Linked DNA regions of Homo sapiens: region 1 is linked to region 2. The links are chromatin loops, found by intact Hi-C in ENCODE. Cell type or tissue: mammary epithelial cell. All regions are shown on one strand. Each heading gives the region's core, and the rest is flanking DNA. Links, peaks and the distances in the headings are about the cores only. Region 1 overlaps SLC25A12 (solute carrier family 25 member 12). Region 2 has its middle 76 kb from the start of CYBRD1.

Region 1 (7,573 bases), core at 1,605-5,604, 210 kb before region 2:
TGTGAGGCTTTGTGTGTATCATTGATAATTCAGCCTGACTGACAGTAGCCTATATGTATGATTACTTGTGGCTCTCAACTTATGGAACTCAGCAGTATCCTCAAAGCAGGCTTAAGATCAGCAGTCAGCAAGCAGGCAAACACATATATAACTCCCCTTTGGCTGGATGATTTAAAGGATATAAAATGTTTATTGTTAGCATCTTTAAAAAATGTATGCAAAAAAGTATGCTAACAATTTGGATAAGCTGTGTGCTTTAGAAAGCTGAGCCCAACAGATGTTGAATTGTTTATTTTTTTCTTTTCCAGTTTACAACCAGCCTGGGGAATTTAACTTTCTAAGGATTATGATTTCCTTTGTTTTGAGGGGATTCTTTTAAAATGTCTTAAGCTTGACATATATTAGTCAATAAGAATACAACAGGCATATGTTTTTGCTTATAGGAGATACTCGTTAAACAATACTTAAAACTGCATTTTTCTTTGCAGTTTTGGCTTCCTTTTAAATAAATGAATATTGAATGCTGTGTTTCTCTGAAGAGAAGATTATGGGAGTTAGTATTCTATAATAACGAAGCCACTGTATGCCATTATGTAGGTAGCAAAATCTGGGTATGCTTAACAGCATGCTTTTCAGAGCTTTTCCAAGTGTACAGTATCTGTGTATGTTTATATGTTGTTGGTTGTAATAAGGGAGGGAATTTGGTTACATTGTTATTGGCAGTGTTCCCAGAATAGAGAAGACGCATGGCTCCGTTTCTTCTTCATGGACTTTTTGGGAAGTGTTGGATAACTAGGCTTTAAAGTAAGCATGCTTAAGAAGAGGATTTATAGCCTCAAGAAAACGTGACATTATACTGCATTTGTAAATAATTATTACATATGTATACAGAGTTTTAAGGATAATCTTTTTCCCATTTTAATGAAAACTCTGCAATGTTTGATGGGTAAATAATATGGGGGAAACTCTTTGTTGCTGGGCTTGTGTATTCATGTCTGGTACAGCTATATTGCTGATGATTCTGTCCCTTTACCTAGGTCTGATACCACAACTTATAGGGGTTGCTCCAGAAAAGGCCATTAAACTGACTGTAAGTTTATCTCTAACTGAATTTATGTCATTTGTTTAGATTACCATTAAGCCAAAAAGCTAAAATCAAGGCTAGGCGTGGTAGCTCATGCCTATAATCTCAGCATTTTGGGTGGTGGGAGGATCACTTGAGACCAGTTCTAAACCAGCATAAGCATAGTAAGAACTCAGCTCTACCAAAACAACAACAACAACAACAAAATTAAAAATTAGCCAAGTGTGGTGATTTATGCCAGGAGGCTGATGTGGGAGGATTGCTTGAGTCCAGGAATTTGAGGCTGTAGTGAGCTATGATCATGCCACTGCACTCCAGCCTGAGCAACAGAGTGAGACCCTGTCTCAAAAACAAAACTAAAATTGATGCTGCTGACACTGGCACACTGTCGCAGAATTTGTACAACTTTAATTTTACATGTAAGCATTTGATAATTTTAAATTTTATCATAAGACAAATATTTTGCTGACTTGGAAAAGCAACAGTATGCCAGAAGAGAAATGGTTGGGAATTTTGGTTAACTGATGTTGTCTTTCTAATTAGGTTAATGATTTTGTTCGGGACAAATTTACCAGAAGAGATGGCTCTGTTCCACTTCCAGCAGAAGTTCTTGCTGGAGGCTGTGTAAGTATTACTGTTAGGCGCTTCTTGTGACAAATACATTCCGTTGACCTTTTTGCACAGATATAATAGATATCTTAGTGGCATTTCTCTTGAACTCAAGGGATTCTAAGCAGGTTTTCTCAATAATCATATGGAATAAGTTTTAAATTTTATTGTAAAAGCTAACGGGTTTTGAGTGTAGAAAAGAGGTAGCATTTTCCGCCAGTTAGAATGGTGATCATTAAAAAGTCAGGAAACAACAGATGCTGGAGAGGATGTGGAGAAATAGGAACCATTTTACACTGTTGGTGGGAGTGTGAATTAGTTCAACCATTGTGGAAGACAGTGTGGCAATTCCTCAAGGATCTAGAACTAGAAATACCATTTGACCCAGCAATCCCATTACTGAGTATATACCCAAAGGATTATAAATCATTCTACTATAAAGACACATGCACACATATGTTTATTGTGGCACTATTCACAATAGCAAAGACTTGGAACCAACCCAAATGCCCATCAGTGACAGACTGGATTAAGAAAATTTGGCACATATACACCATGGAATAATATGCAGCCATAAAAAAGGATGAGTTCCTGTCCTTTGCAGGGACATGGATGAAGCTGCAAACCATCATTCTCAGCAAACTGTCACAAGGACAGAAAACCAAACACCACATGTTCTCACTCATAGGTGGGAATTGAACAATGAGAACACCTGGACACAGGGCAGGGAGCATCACACACTGGGGCCTGTCATGGGGTTGGGGGTTGGGGGTTGGGGGAGAGATAGCAGTAGGAGAAATACCTAATGTAAATGATGAGTTGATGGGTGCAGCAAACCAACATGGCACATGTATACCTATGTATCAAACCTGCACATTGTGCACATGTACCCTAAAACTTAAAGTATAATAACAAAAAAAGAGGTGGCATTTTCATCAGCTCTATCTCTTTGATGCTCCTAAAGCATTACCTTCCAGACTTTTTTAAAAGTTCTAATTCCTATGCCTTTTAAGAAATAGAGTACAGAAAATATAGTAGTGGATAGAGTTACCATTCATATATGTTAACTGGAACTTTAAAACAAGTGTGAGATGGCTGATTAATTGGGCCCTTATATCTTAGGTATAGGACTGAGTAAGCCATTGTTTAATAATAATTTTTCTTCTTTAGAGGCCAGAGGGTATGGCAAACAATAATAACGGTAACTACATTTCAGCTATTGACAGAAATTCTGAACCAAGAGACTCAGATATTTACTTAGCGCACAAAGGTTTCTGTCTTTAAAGTGTAAGCATGACATGATTATTGGCAAACAATAATAACGGTAACTACATTTCAGCTATTGACAGAAATTCTGAACCAAGAGACTCAGATATTTACTTAGCGCACAAAGGTTTCTGTCTTTAAAGTGTAAGCATGACCAATTCTTAAATCTATTTGCAGCTCAACTAATTTCATTTGTGGTATTTGTTTCATATTTGATAACACATGGTTCGTTTCAGACTTGTTTAGTCCATTTTGTTCTTGGAAACATTAATAACTTCCAGTTGAATTGGCTGACAGTCTTGGCTAAAACTTCCTCAGTTGCTTGTGAAACCTGAAGTGATGAGGTCAGTGACCTTGGCAACATTTAATTCAGAGACACTGCCTCGGGGGTCAGAGAGAGAGAGAGGTTGCTCCAGATTCTCTTTGATATGTGTCAGTGTGGCACATACCTGAGTCCTCTGCAGAGTTGCTTTGGAAGAGGTGGACTGCTGTGTGGGTGTGTGTGTGCCTGTATGCATGCCCCAGCACATTCTCAGGAAGGAAATCTCTTTGGCTACATTTCTTTTTTAATGAAGAGTTAACAGTGGACATAGAATAAAACTTTTGCTTAGGTGGATCACCAAAAATGAAGTTTCTCTTCTTCCTTTATTCCAATTAGATTCTGTAATTGGTTCTTATCTAGAGAGCGAACCTTTGCCAATCATAAATATTCTTTTTCTTGGTCATTTTAAGTTTCTGTTTGGTTAAGAAGCTTTCTAACTCATTTTTATCACAGCACATGCATACCTTTGCCAGAAATATAAGTCATGCTCTTTCTGTTCCATGTAGCTAATTATTTGTTTCCGTTTGCAATATCCAGGTTTTTGGTCATGAAGCTGACCTGTTTCCATGTCTGACATGTGACCTAAGTGGTTAAACCAAAATAAGATGTTTAGTTCCTTTGTTCTTCCTAGCTACCGACCCTGTTTATAGGTTTGAACTTTAGGAATTTCTATTGAAGTCTGGGTTGCCTTGAGGGTTGTGCTGACACTCTAAATCTCTTCCTTAATCATGACTCATTTCTGGAGGCTTTGATGGATTGTCTAGTGGGAAATTGACAGCATGAAAAATAGTCAGGTTGGACTCTAGGCAGAATGATAAGGTTGTCTGCAGTTCTTCACCACAAACGTTTTCTGCTTCCCCCTTGCTCTAAATCTCTTCTTTCAGGGAAGAAGAAAAAAGTGCAATTATTGAGTTTCTACTGACAAATTCAGTTATGCTATGCTATAAATGATTGTTAAAACATAATTCACTGTTTCTCCCCAAAGTCTATAAATTTCAACAGAGAATAAAGTCTTAAAAAGAATGAGTCTCTCTTTATAGAATATCAGGCTGTATGGGACATAGGATACTCCATTTCCTAAATGATACCTGGCAAACAGCCACCAGATTAACACTGTGAAGAGTGGCTGTCTGTGAGCCTGACCCTGAGTCTTCATCATCCTGAGTAGTGGTGGTGATACGATGTACGGTGTCCTTATGGCTTTTGGCTGAGTGCTGTCAGTGCCACTAGTGAGAAGAATGCTGCTGTTCTTCCAAAAATTACCCAATTTTAAAGATGCACCTAATACATTAACCTATTGCAGGTTAATTAGGAAGAAATGGCTCAAATTGAGTTCTAGGCTTTTTTTCCCAGAGGAAGGATTAGCTAGGACCTAGGCCTTGAGTTCCCTATAGATGAGAGGGAAATTTTATTGCCATGGAAATGACAATATTCCCTTTTAGGAAAAATGGTGTGTGTTGACTAGATCATGAAGTGACCTAGAAGTGAAAATCTCTAGTCCTTGGGCATTATATATTTTGTTGTTGTTGTATGTTTTGTTTTATTATCTGGTTTGTTTTTGTTTTCGTTTTTGTTTTGAGATGGAGTTTTGCTCTTGTTATCCAGGCTGGAATGCAATGGCACGATCTCGGCCCACCGCAGCCTCCACCTCCCAGGTTAATGCGATTCTCCTGCCTCAGCCTCCCTAGTAGCTGAGATTACAGGCATGTGCCACTGCACCCGGCTAATTTTGTATTTTTAGTAGAGCTGGGGTTTCTCCATGTTAGGCTGGTCTCAAACTCCCGACCTCAGGTGATCCACCGGCCTCGGCCTCCCAAAGTGCTGGGATTACGGGCGTGAGCCACCACACCCGGTCTTTATGATCTGTTTTTAAAGGCATGTGATTTTTGTTTTTTTGTTTGTTTGTTTTTCTTCTTTTTTGAGACAGGATCTCAGTCTGTTGCCCAGGCTGGAGTGGCGTGGTGCGATCTCAGCTCACTGCAGCCTTGACAACTCCTGGGCTCAAGGGCTCCTCCCATCTCTCAGCCTCCCCAGTAGCTGGGACTACAGGTGCATGCCACCATCCTCTGCTAATTTTTGTATTTTTTGTAGAGATGGGGTTTCATCATGTTGCCCAGGCTGGTCTCGAATTCCTGGGCTCAAGCAACCCACCTGCCTTGGCCTCCTAGTTTTGGGATTACAGGTGTGAGTCACCAGGCTGGCCAAGGCCTGTGATTTTTGATACATGCAAAAGAATACAAACAATATAATTACAGAATAATAAAATGAGCATCCATGCTTCTAGCACCCAACTTAACTAAAACGTTACTACTATTGTTGATGATGATTATTGCTTTTGATGTAGCTTGAATCAGCTAATGAGGAATAGATACCTTTCTTACTGGGCTGAACATTTTATAGGGATTATCTCATTATTGTTCCCAACTAGAGTTGAAAAAACTAAAACCTTAGTGAAATCCAAATTTTGACTTAGTAAATATCAAAATTGTGGTTCAAACCACTTCTATCTCCAAATCCATATTCTTTCACACTTGATATAGGTTTTCATTTGTTCTTTCATATATTCACTTACTCATTGAATACCTGATATCTTTCATGCAAATTTTAAAAATACCACCTTTAGGCCGGGGGCGGTGGCTCACGCCTGTAATCCCAGTACTTTGGGAGGCCGAAGCAAGTGGATCACCTGAGGTCAGGAGTTCGAGACCAGCCTGGCCAACATAGTGAAACCCCGTCTCTACTGAAAATACAAAAAAATTAGCCAGGTGAAGTGGCGCGTTCCTACAGTCCCAGCTACTTGGGAGGCTGAGGTAGGAGAATCGCTTGAACCCAGGAGGTGGAGGTTGCAGTGAGCTGTGATCGTGCCACTGCACTCCAGCTTGGGCAACAGAGTGAGACTCTGTCTCAAAAAAAAAAAACAAAAAACAAAACAAAACAAAAAAACAGAAAAAATAACAGCTTTATTGAGATATACTTAACGTACCATACAACTCCCCCATTTAATGTGTATAATTCAGTGTTTTGTTGTGAAACCATCACCACAATCAATTTTAGAACATTTTTATCAACACAGAAAGAAATGCAGTACCTTTTAGCTATCACTTCTCAATCTTCCCATCCCATCCGTAAGATCTAGGCAACTGTATTGCCCAGGCAGGAGTGCAGTGGTGCGATCAAGGCTCACAGCAACCTTGAACTGCCGGCTCAGGCAATCCTCCCACCTCAGCTTCATGAGTAGCTAGGACTGCAGGTGTGTGCCACCACCCTCAGCTAATTTTTAAGTTTTTCATAGAGACAGGGTCTTACTTGGCCAGGCTGGCCTTGAGCTCCTGGCCTCAAGCAATCCTTCTGCCTCCTCCTCCCAAAGTACTAGAGTTACAGATACGAGCCACTGCACTTGGCCTCTAGGCAACTATTAATATACTTTCTGTTTTTACAAATTCACCAATTCTGAATATTTTATATAAATGGAGGCTGGGCGTGGTGGCTCATGCTTATAATTCCAGCACTTTGGGAGGCTGAGGTGTGTGGATCACTTGAGGTCAGGAGTTTGAGACCAGCCTGGCCAACATGGTGTGAAACCCCATCTTTATAAAAAATGCAAAAATTAGCCAGGCGTGGTGGCAGGTGCTTTTAATCCTGGCTACTTGGGAGGCTGAGGCAGGAGAATCACTTGAGCCTGGGAGGCGGAGGTTGCAATGAGCAGAGATTGTGCCCACTGCACTCCAGCCTGGGCAACAGAGAGAGACTCTGTCTCAAAATAAATAAATAAATAAATAAGGAATCATGATATGTGGCCTTTTGTAAGCATGACATTGTGCCTAACTTTTTTCACTTAGCGTGTTTTCAAGGTTCATCTGTGTTGTAGCATGTATCAGTACTTAATTCATTTTTATTGCTGAATATATGGATATACTACAGTTTGTTCATTCATTAGTTGATAAACATTTGAGTTGTTTCTACCTTTTGACTTATGAATAATGCTGCTATGAATATTGGTATATAAGGTTTTGCATGGACATGTTTTCATTTCTCTTGGGTATATACGTATGAGTGGAATTGGTGTGTCATATGACAACTGTAATTAGCATTTTCAGGACTGCCAGACTGTTTTTCAAAGTGGCTACATCCTTTTGCATCCCTACTAGTAGTGTGAAGCTTCTGATTTCTCTACATCTTTGCTAGTATGTGTGTGCGCGCGTGTGTGTGTGTGTGTGTGTGTATTTTTTTAAATAATGGTAGCGTCTCACTATGTTGCCCAAGCTGAGAGTGCAGTGACTGTTCACAGGTGT
Region 2 (7,573 bases), core at 1,577-5,576:
AAGTTTAAAATATAAGCTTACAGGGTTAAGCTTATATTTTTACTTTCTGACAGGTAAAAAAAACTTTGTAATCTTCTCCACACAGCAATATTTACCAGTAATCCACACTTCCAACCACAACATGATTTTTGCAGGGATAGGGTTAGGCTTGGGCTGACTAGAGATTTTCTTCAAAGAGCCTCCTCATCATCAAGGCCCTTTGGAGTTTAGAATGTGTGTGGAAGGGAAGATGCCAACGCGAAGTGTGTGAGAACAACAGAAGGAGGAGACTTTCTTTTATTTTTATTTTCGAGATGGAGTCTCCCTTAGTCGCCCAGGCTGGAGTGCAGTGGAGTGATCTCAGCTCACTGCAACCTCCGCCTCCCAGGTTCCAGCAATTCTCCTGCTTCAGCCTCCTGAGTAACTGGGATTACAGGCACGTGTCACCACGCCTGGCTAATTTTTGTATTATTAGTAGAGATGGGATTTGACCATGTTGGCCAGGATGGTCTTGAACTCCTGACCTCAGGTGATCCACCCACCTCTGCCTCCCAAAGTGCTGGGATTACAGGTGTGAGCCACTGTGCCGACGTATCTTTTAATTTTTAAAATAGAGATAGGGTCTCACCATCTTGACCAGGCTGCTCCTGAACTCCTGGCCTCAAGTGATCCTCCCATCTTGGACTCCCAAAGTGCCGGGATTACAGATGTGAGCCACCACATCTGGCCAGAAGGAGCAGACTTTGTCCAGAGAATTTTTAAAGAGAAAAAAAGCTGGTTAAAAGTGGGGATATCTGGGGCAGAGCACTTGGGAAGGTTATGGAAGCTGGAGGCCAAGAGGCGCCATCGCAGAACAACACAAAAATTCAGGTGAGGTGAGGAGAAGGGAGAGCAGCTTTGGGCAGCACAGAAGGCAGCAAATACAGAAAATTATAAAGATCAAAAACCTGAAATCCCACCATCCAAAGACAGCCACAAAGGTATTTTGGTAAACATCTTTCCTGATATTTCCATATTCAATCACGTGCTTTAACATTCTTTAAATCAATTAAAAAAAAACAAAAACAAAAAACAAAACAGGGTCTGGCTCTGTTGCCCAGGCTGGCATGCAATGGTGCGATCATGGCTCACGGCAACCTCTGCCTCCCAGGCACAAGCAATCCTCCCACCTCAGCCTCCTGAGAAGCTGGGATTACAGGCACGTGCTGCTATGCCCGGCTATTTTTTTTTTTTAGTAGAGATGGGGTTTTGCAAGAGCCTAAGTTGCCAAGGCTGGTCTCAAACTCCTGGGCTCAAGGGATCCACCTACCTTGGCCTCCCAAAGTGCTGGGATTACATGCATGTAATCCGTGCCCAGCCCACATCAATCTTGGCTAGAGGAAACAAAGGGGAAAGATTACTTATTTAGGACATGGACATCCATGTGTGCTGCCTTATTGCTAACATGCTCACAAACCACTAGAAAGAACTTTTTCAGAAACTTGAATTGCCTCTGTCAGATTCTCCAGAATTTCTTTTCTTCCTTCCTCCGTCCCTTTCCTGGGCCACCTCCTCCATAGGCACCTGTGTCACTGTCAGAAAACATAACAGAGCTTGTTTCTCTTGGGACCGCATTGTGCTTTAGGGGTTCTAGCCTAACCTTATCTTTTTCCTTCAGAGCAGTGTTTTTCTTGGGTATCTCTATGGAACCCATCAGGAAAGCTCATCTCTTGAGTACCCAGGAAGCTAAGAGGGCAATAGCTGGCCAGAGTAGATCAGGGAAAGGCAAGGGAAAACTCTATGCTCACCACTTAGCTTACTCCTACAAAGTGTGTGCAGCCCATATCCAGCCAAGTTATGACTTGCCTTTGAACAGTTAACTGAGCATGATACTGCCTGATTGAAGGGTGTGGAAAGGAAACCAACATTTGGTGAGCTCCTGCTCTGTACTCTGTACTAGTTACTTTTTACATTATTTTATTCAATCTTAAAAAATGCAGAGAGACAGCATTGGTATTGTTGACATTTTGCAGATGAAGAAACTAAGGCACAGGGAGGCTAAATAACTTGTCAAAGCCACCAAATTCCTAAGTGGCAGAGCTGATATTCAAATCCAGGTGTGATTTATCCAGCTCAAAAAATCATCATCCTTCTCGCTGGGTAGAAACCCTGTGGTCAACTAGAGAGTCCAGATCTCTACCTTTGTTCTTGCTTTGGGTTGCTGCTGCTATCCAATACAGAAGGACTTTGGCCTTGAACTGTAAAAGTCGTTCTTTAGGGTAGGCATTGCCATTGCCTGATGTGTTAGTCCAGGTCCTCTGAGAAGCAGACACCAAGATGGAATTAAATGTGCAAAGATTTTATTAAGAAAAATTCTGCTGTGAGAGACATGGGCAGGAGGAGAAGGCTGAGAGCCGTCAGATGGCAATGCAAGTCCGATCTCAAAGAAGAAAAGGAGGGAAGGTTGGATGAAGCATCCTGGACCACTGAGCAGTGTAAGGAAGGTTTGGCAAAAACCTTCAGCCATAAGAGAAGTCCCACATCTCCAGGAATGAGCCTGCCTTATTATCCCCTCCCTGCTCAGTTATCGGCTGGGAGGCGCGACGGGCAGCAAGGGTCTTAGTGCAAATGCTGGGACGGACAAAAAGTGAAAGACAACCCACAGAAGGTGAGAAAATATTTGCAAATCATATATCTGATAAAGGACTTGTCTCCAGGGTATATAAATAACACAATTCAATAATAAAAAGATAAATAACTCATTTAAAAGTAGGCGAAGGATCTGAATAGAAATTTCTCCCATAGACATATACCAATGGCCAATAAGCATGAGCAGATGCTCACCATCATTAGTTATTAGGAAAATGCAAACAAAACCACGATGGGATACACGTCACACTCACTAGGATGGCTATGATAAAAAAGAGGGACAATAACAAGTATTGGTAAGAATGTGGAGAAATTGGAACCCTTATACATTCTGGTGGGAATGTTAAAGGGTGGAGCTGCTTTGGGAAACAGTCTTGCAGCTCCTCAAAAAGTTAAACATCTATTTATTCTGTCTTTCTTGTATAAATTATACCTCAGAGCAATCAAACTATTGATGAGTCATTGTTTTCTTGATAGATTTCAGCTAATAAATAAAGAAGGAATGATAGAAATCGAGTCTTATCATTTTGCAACTGCTCTCACGTACGGGTACAGACAATGATCACCAATGGGCTGCTAACATTACAGACAACCAGGCATTGTGAGCCCCCTAGTGGAAGTTCACCATGTATGACATACTGTTGATAAATAATCAAACCTGAATCCAATACAGTAGACACTAGCCACGTGTCTATTTCCATTTCAGTTAACCTCTATGTGCTGTCCATTATGGTGGGCACTAGCTGCTTGTGGTCAACTTTAAATTAATTAAAATAAAATAAAAATAATTCAATCCCTCGGTTACACTAGCATAATAGCCACATGTGTAGATATAGAACATTTCCATCATCACAAAAAGTTCTATTGCACAGGGCTGAAAATCTACCCGTTTATAGGAAGTACAGGGGACTAAAGAACATAATTCACACAGTGTAAGGATTCTATCAGCAGATCTAGGATGTGGGAAACTTTATGGGACAAATGACCCAGTTCTTTCAAGAAATAAATTACAAAGGGGAAAAAGGAGAGAGGAAAGAACTTCAATTGAAAGAGATTGAAGAAAAACATCATCAAATGCAAAGCGTGACCTAATTTGGATCTTAATTGTAAAACTCTGAAAAGCATTAGGGAGGCAATTTGGGAAATTTGAACCTTGGATATTTTATGGTCTTAAGGAAACATTGTTATTTTTTAGTGATATTATGGTTATGTTTAATAAAAGAGTCCTTATCTTTTAGAGATACATTCTGAAAGGTTACAGGAGGAATAGTCTAGATTTTTCTTTAAAGTAATACAGCATGGAAAAACAGTTGACTAGGGTATAAGATTTGCCATAATGTTGATAACTCTTGAAGTTTGAGACTCCATTAAATTGTTCCCTCTATCTTATGTTTATGTTTGACATTTTCCATAAGAAATGTTTTAAAAATTACTGGTTTTAAGTTTATTTTTATTTTTTTTCAGACAGGGTCTATGTTGCCCAGGCTGGCCTCAAACTCCTGGCCTCAAGCGATCTTCTCACCTCAGCCTCCCAAGTAGCTGGGACTACAGGTGTGCCACCATGCCCAGCTAAGTTTATTTTTAGAATCATAAACTAGGCCTGATTTTTTTGCTGTTATATCTTTTTTAGTCTCCATGTGAGAATGTTTGAAGCATAGAAGTAAATGGTTAAGACAGACAGGTGCGGACCAGGGAACAGGCTGGCATGTTTGGGAGATGGCATGCACAGCATCTGGCCACTCTTTAGGTGCTCATTAGTAAAATGTATGTGTCTTTCAAATAATTACTATCTTGTTAATAGGAAGTTTTAATTCAACTGAATAAATTCAATTCAATAAATTTTCAGAACAATTTGATAAATGTCTCATGAAGCCAATGTATAATAAAGTATTTTATCATTTGAGCACTTGATCTGTGCATAACACTCCCCTGGAGTCTGTGGATGATCCAAAAGAAAAAATAGGGAAAACTCCTAAAAAAATTATCTGGCCTTGTTAGAGAGGTAGGATTTATATGTATAGAATAATTATAGGAAATGACTAGAGGATTTCTGAGGATGGTTTAAAAAAAAATAAAAAGGAGAGTTGAAAAGGGACTTACAAAAAAAAAGGTAGCCCAAGGTTTTGCTCTAATCTAATGTTGTTGATAATGACAGTGTAAGATCTCAGAAAATGATAACCCAAAATGAAGACCTCAGAAGCAGCTCTCTCTGACCTTCTTCTCGCCTCCTGTCACTGGCCTCTCATTCTCCCCCAAGGCTAGCTACTGAAGAAACTCTTTGGCAAGGTGCATCTCAGAAACCAAAATCCATTTCCCCTAAAGCCAGCCATAAAACCTAAACATATTATTCTAACTCCACTCCTCCACCCACATCACCTTTCTGTGTAAAAACTGGCCATAAAGAAGCAATTTGACCTAGTTTGTCTGATTGTAGGTCATAAGATCTCCCCATTCCAGAGAGGGTCCAGCCCCATACCCAAGAGGAAGGAAGGCTGCACAGAGGCCAAGAAGAACCTAAATAGAGGCCAGGTGTGTTGGCTCACACCCGTAATCCCAACATTTTGGGAGGCCAAGGTGGACGGATCACCTGAGGTTGGGAGTTTGAGACCTGATGAAACCCATCTCTACTAAAAATACAAAAATTAGCTGGGTGTGGTGGTGCGCACCTATAATCCCAGCTCCTTGGGAGGCTGAGACAGGAGACTCACTTGAACCCAGGAGGCAGAGGTTGCAGTGAGTGGAGATCACACCACTGCACTCCAGCCTGGGTGACAGAGTGAGACCCCATCTCAAAAAATAATAATAATAAATTAAACATAAATAAATAATAAATAAATAATAGACAGGCCTTCTTGGGTTTCCCCACTCAGTCTATTATAGCTCATAGCCTTTCCGTCCACATTTTGGTGAACCTAAGCATGAAAGTAGACAGTTTCATCCGTATCTTTGGGTCTTCATTCCGAAGGCTCCTGTGTCATGTAAAACTATGGTCAAATACATTCATATGCCTTTTCTCCTATTACTCTGCCTTTTGTCAGTTGATTTTTGCAAACCTTTAGGGGCCACGGGGAAGTTTTCCCTTGGCTCTTATAACAGCTAACACAGGGCTTAGTACACAGCCAGCCTTTGTATGAGGCACTCACACTTTACCTCATTTAGGCTCATATTCTTGGGCAGGAAAATCGAGATCATAGTGGCCTGTATATTTTTCTCCCATATTTTAACTGTAGACACCAGGAATATCACTCCTCAAGCTTGCCTCACTCAACCTGAGCTGGTCTTTGCACACATACACGTGCCTGTGAGGAGGTGGTGGGGGAGTATGGGGAGACTGGGAAGATGTAATGGAAGCAAGACTCACCCAAAGGAAGCCCTTGGGCTAACTCACTATGGTGAGACTTGGTGTGAACTGGTGAGCTGAGCCAATGTACTTTTTTCTCTAGGGAAACTGATTTGCAAATACAGAAGGAATTATCTGCCTGGAAGAGGAGAGAGAAGGGAGCAAAGGCATAAAGAGCAAGAAGCTGAATCACATTAATGGCTAAACGCCAGCAGAAAGCTCCTGTGACTCAACCTGACTCTCCATTCTGATTTTTCCAAGGTCTAGTTATTTAGATTTTTCAAGTCCTCTTTGCACATTTATTCTTTTATAGCTAGCATGAATTTCAGAGTCTTAGGACTCAGATATGCAAAAATGTTTTTCTAATTCAAACTGTAGCATTTAGTTTAGACTCAGTCTCTTCTGGGTAAGTAAACATCAACTATGAAATTCTCCCTTCCTTCTTCTCCTTCCTTTCTCCCTGGAGAGATATGAATTCCCAGGTGGAACACAATGGGAGTGTCCATGGAGTGCTGGCATTAGGAGGAGCTCTGGTCTGAGCTTTGCTCACCCTCCCCAAGGGACCCACATGGTCCTAAATGATCTTTCTACCACATGCCTGGCTGATGGCTCTGACCCCAACAGCTCTGAGGCTGGTCCCATACTCTGCCTCTTCCTCCTTCTGTGGCCTAAATAGTCACCTCCACTTTCTCTTGGAGGGTCAAGGGCTCTTGGTTTTGTTCCCTGGACCATGCTGGCATTCACTGGCTTTTGAGAGGATTTCCCATTTTATGGAAAATCTAGAATCTGCCTGGACCTGTCCCTCAGCCACCACAGTCTGTTCAGGAACTGTTGAAGGTGGCACTTAAAATATATATATTTTAAATTTTTAACTTTTATATTAGATTCAGGGGTACATGTACAGGTTTGTTATATAGCTAGACTCACATCATGGGGGTTTGTTGTACGGATCATTTCATCTCCCAGGTATCAAGCCTAGTACTCAAGTGTCATTTTCTTTCTTTCTTTTTTTTTTTTTTTTTTTTTTTTTTTTTGATGGAGTCTTGCTCCGTCGCCCGGCTGGAGTGCATTGGAGTGATCTTGGCTCACTGCAACCTCCAACTCCTGGGTTCAAGCGATTCTCCTGCCTCAGCCTCCTGAGTAGATGGGATTACAGGCACGTGCCACCATGCCTGGCTAATTTTTGTATTTTTAGTAGAGATGGGGTTTCGCCATGTTGGTCAGGCTGCTCTCGAACTCCCAACCTTGTGATCCGCCCGCTTGGCCTACCATAGAGCTGAGATTACAGGCATGAGCCACTGCTCCCAGCTCAAGTGTTATTTTCTCTGCCGTTTTCCTCCTCCCATCCTCCACCCCCAAGTAGACCCCACTGTCTGTTGTTCCCTTCCTTGTGTCCACGTGTTCTCATCATTCAACTCCCACTTATAAGTGAGAACATGTGGTTTTTGGTTTTCTGTTCCTGTGTTAGTTTGCTAAGAATAATAGCCTCCAGCTCCATCCATGTTCCTGCAAAAGACATTTTTTATGGCTGTGTAGTATTCCATGGTATATATGGACCACATTTTCTTTATCCAATTGGATGCAGCACTTTCTTTCTTTCTTTCTTTTTTTTTTTTTTTTTTTTGA

The links. A loop is a pair of places that touch in the nucleus more often than their neighbours do. Peaks named below come from ENCODE experiments on the same cell type or tissue, not always from the same donor. Only the 100,000 strongest peaks of a DNase experiment are listed, where the experiment ranks them.
Region 1: it touches region 2 in a loop (4-fold over the local background); 4 of 110 quality-filtered maps call a loop at or near these places.

The regions. Positions count from the first base shown.
Region 1 is chr2:171,803,741-171,811,313 of GRCh38, reverse strand. It overlaps SLC25A12 (solute carrier family 25 member 12), which reads left to right. Exons shown (of 18, transcript NM_003705.5): 12 at 1,038-1,090; 13 at 1,628-1,708. Among named protein-coding and RNA genes, the nearest start is that of SLC25A12, 87 kb to the left of the region's middle. In mammary epithelial cell, for the core only: no CTCF peak of the experiment used is centred there; no DNase peak of the experiment used is centred there; H3K27ac peaks cover 394 bases.
Region 2 is chr2:171,594,574-171,602,146 of GRCh38, reverse strand. No RefSeq gene overlaps it. Among named protein-coding and RNA genes, the nearest start is that of CYBRD1, 76 kb to the right of the region's middle. In mammary epithelial cell, for the core only: a CTCF peak has its summit at 3,217 (motif pointing left); a DNase peak (open chromatin) is centred at 1,816.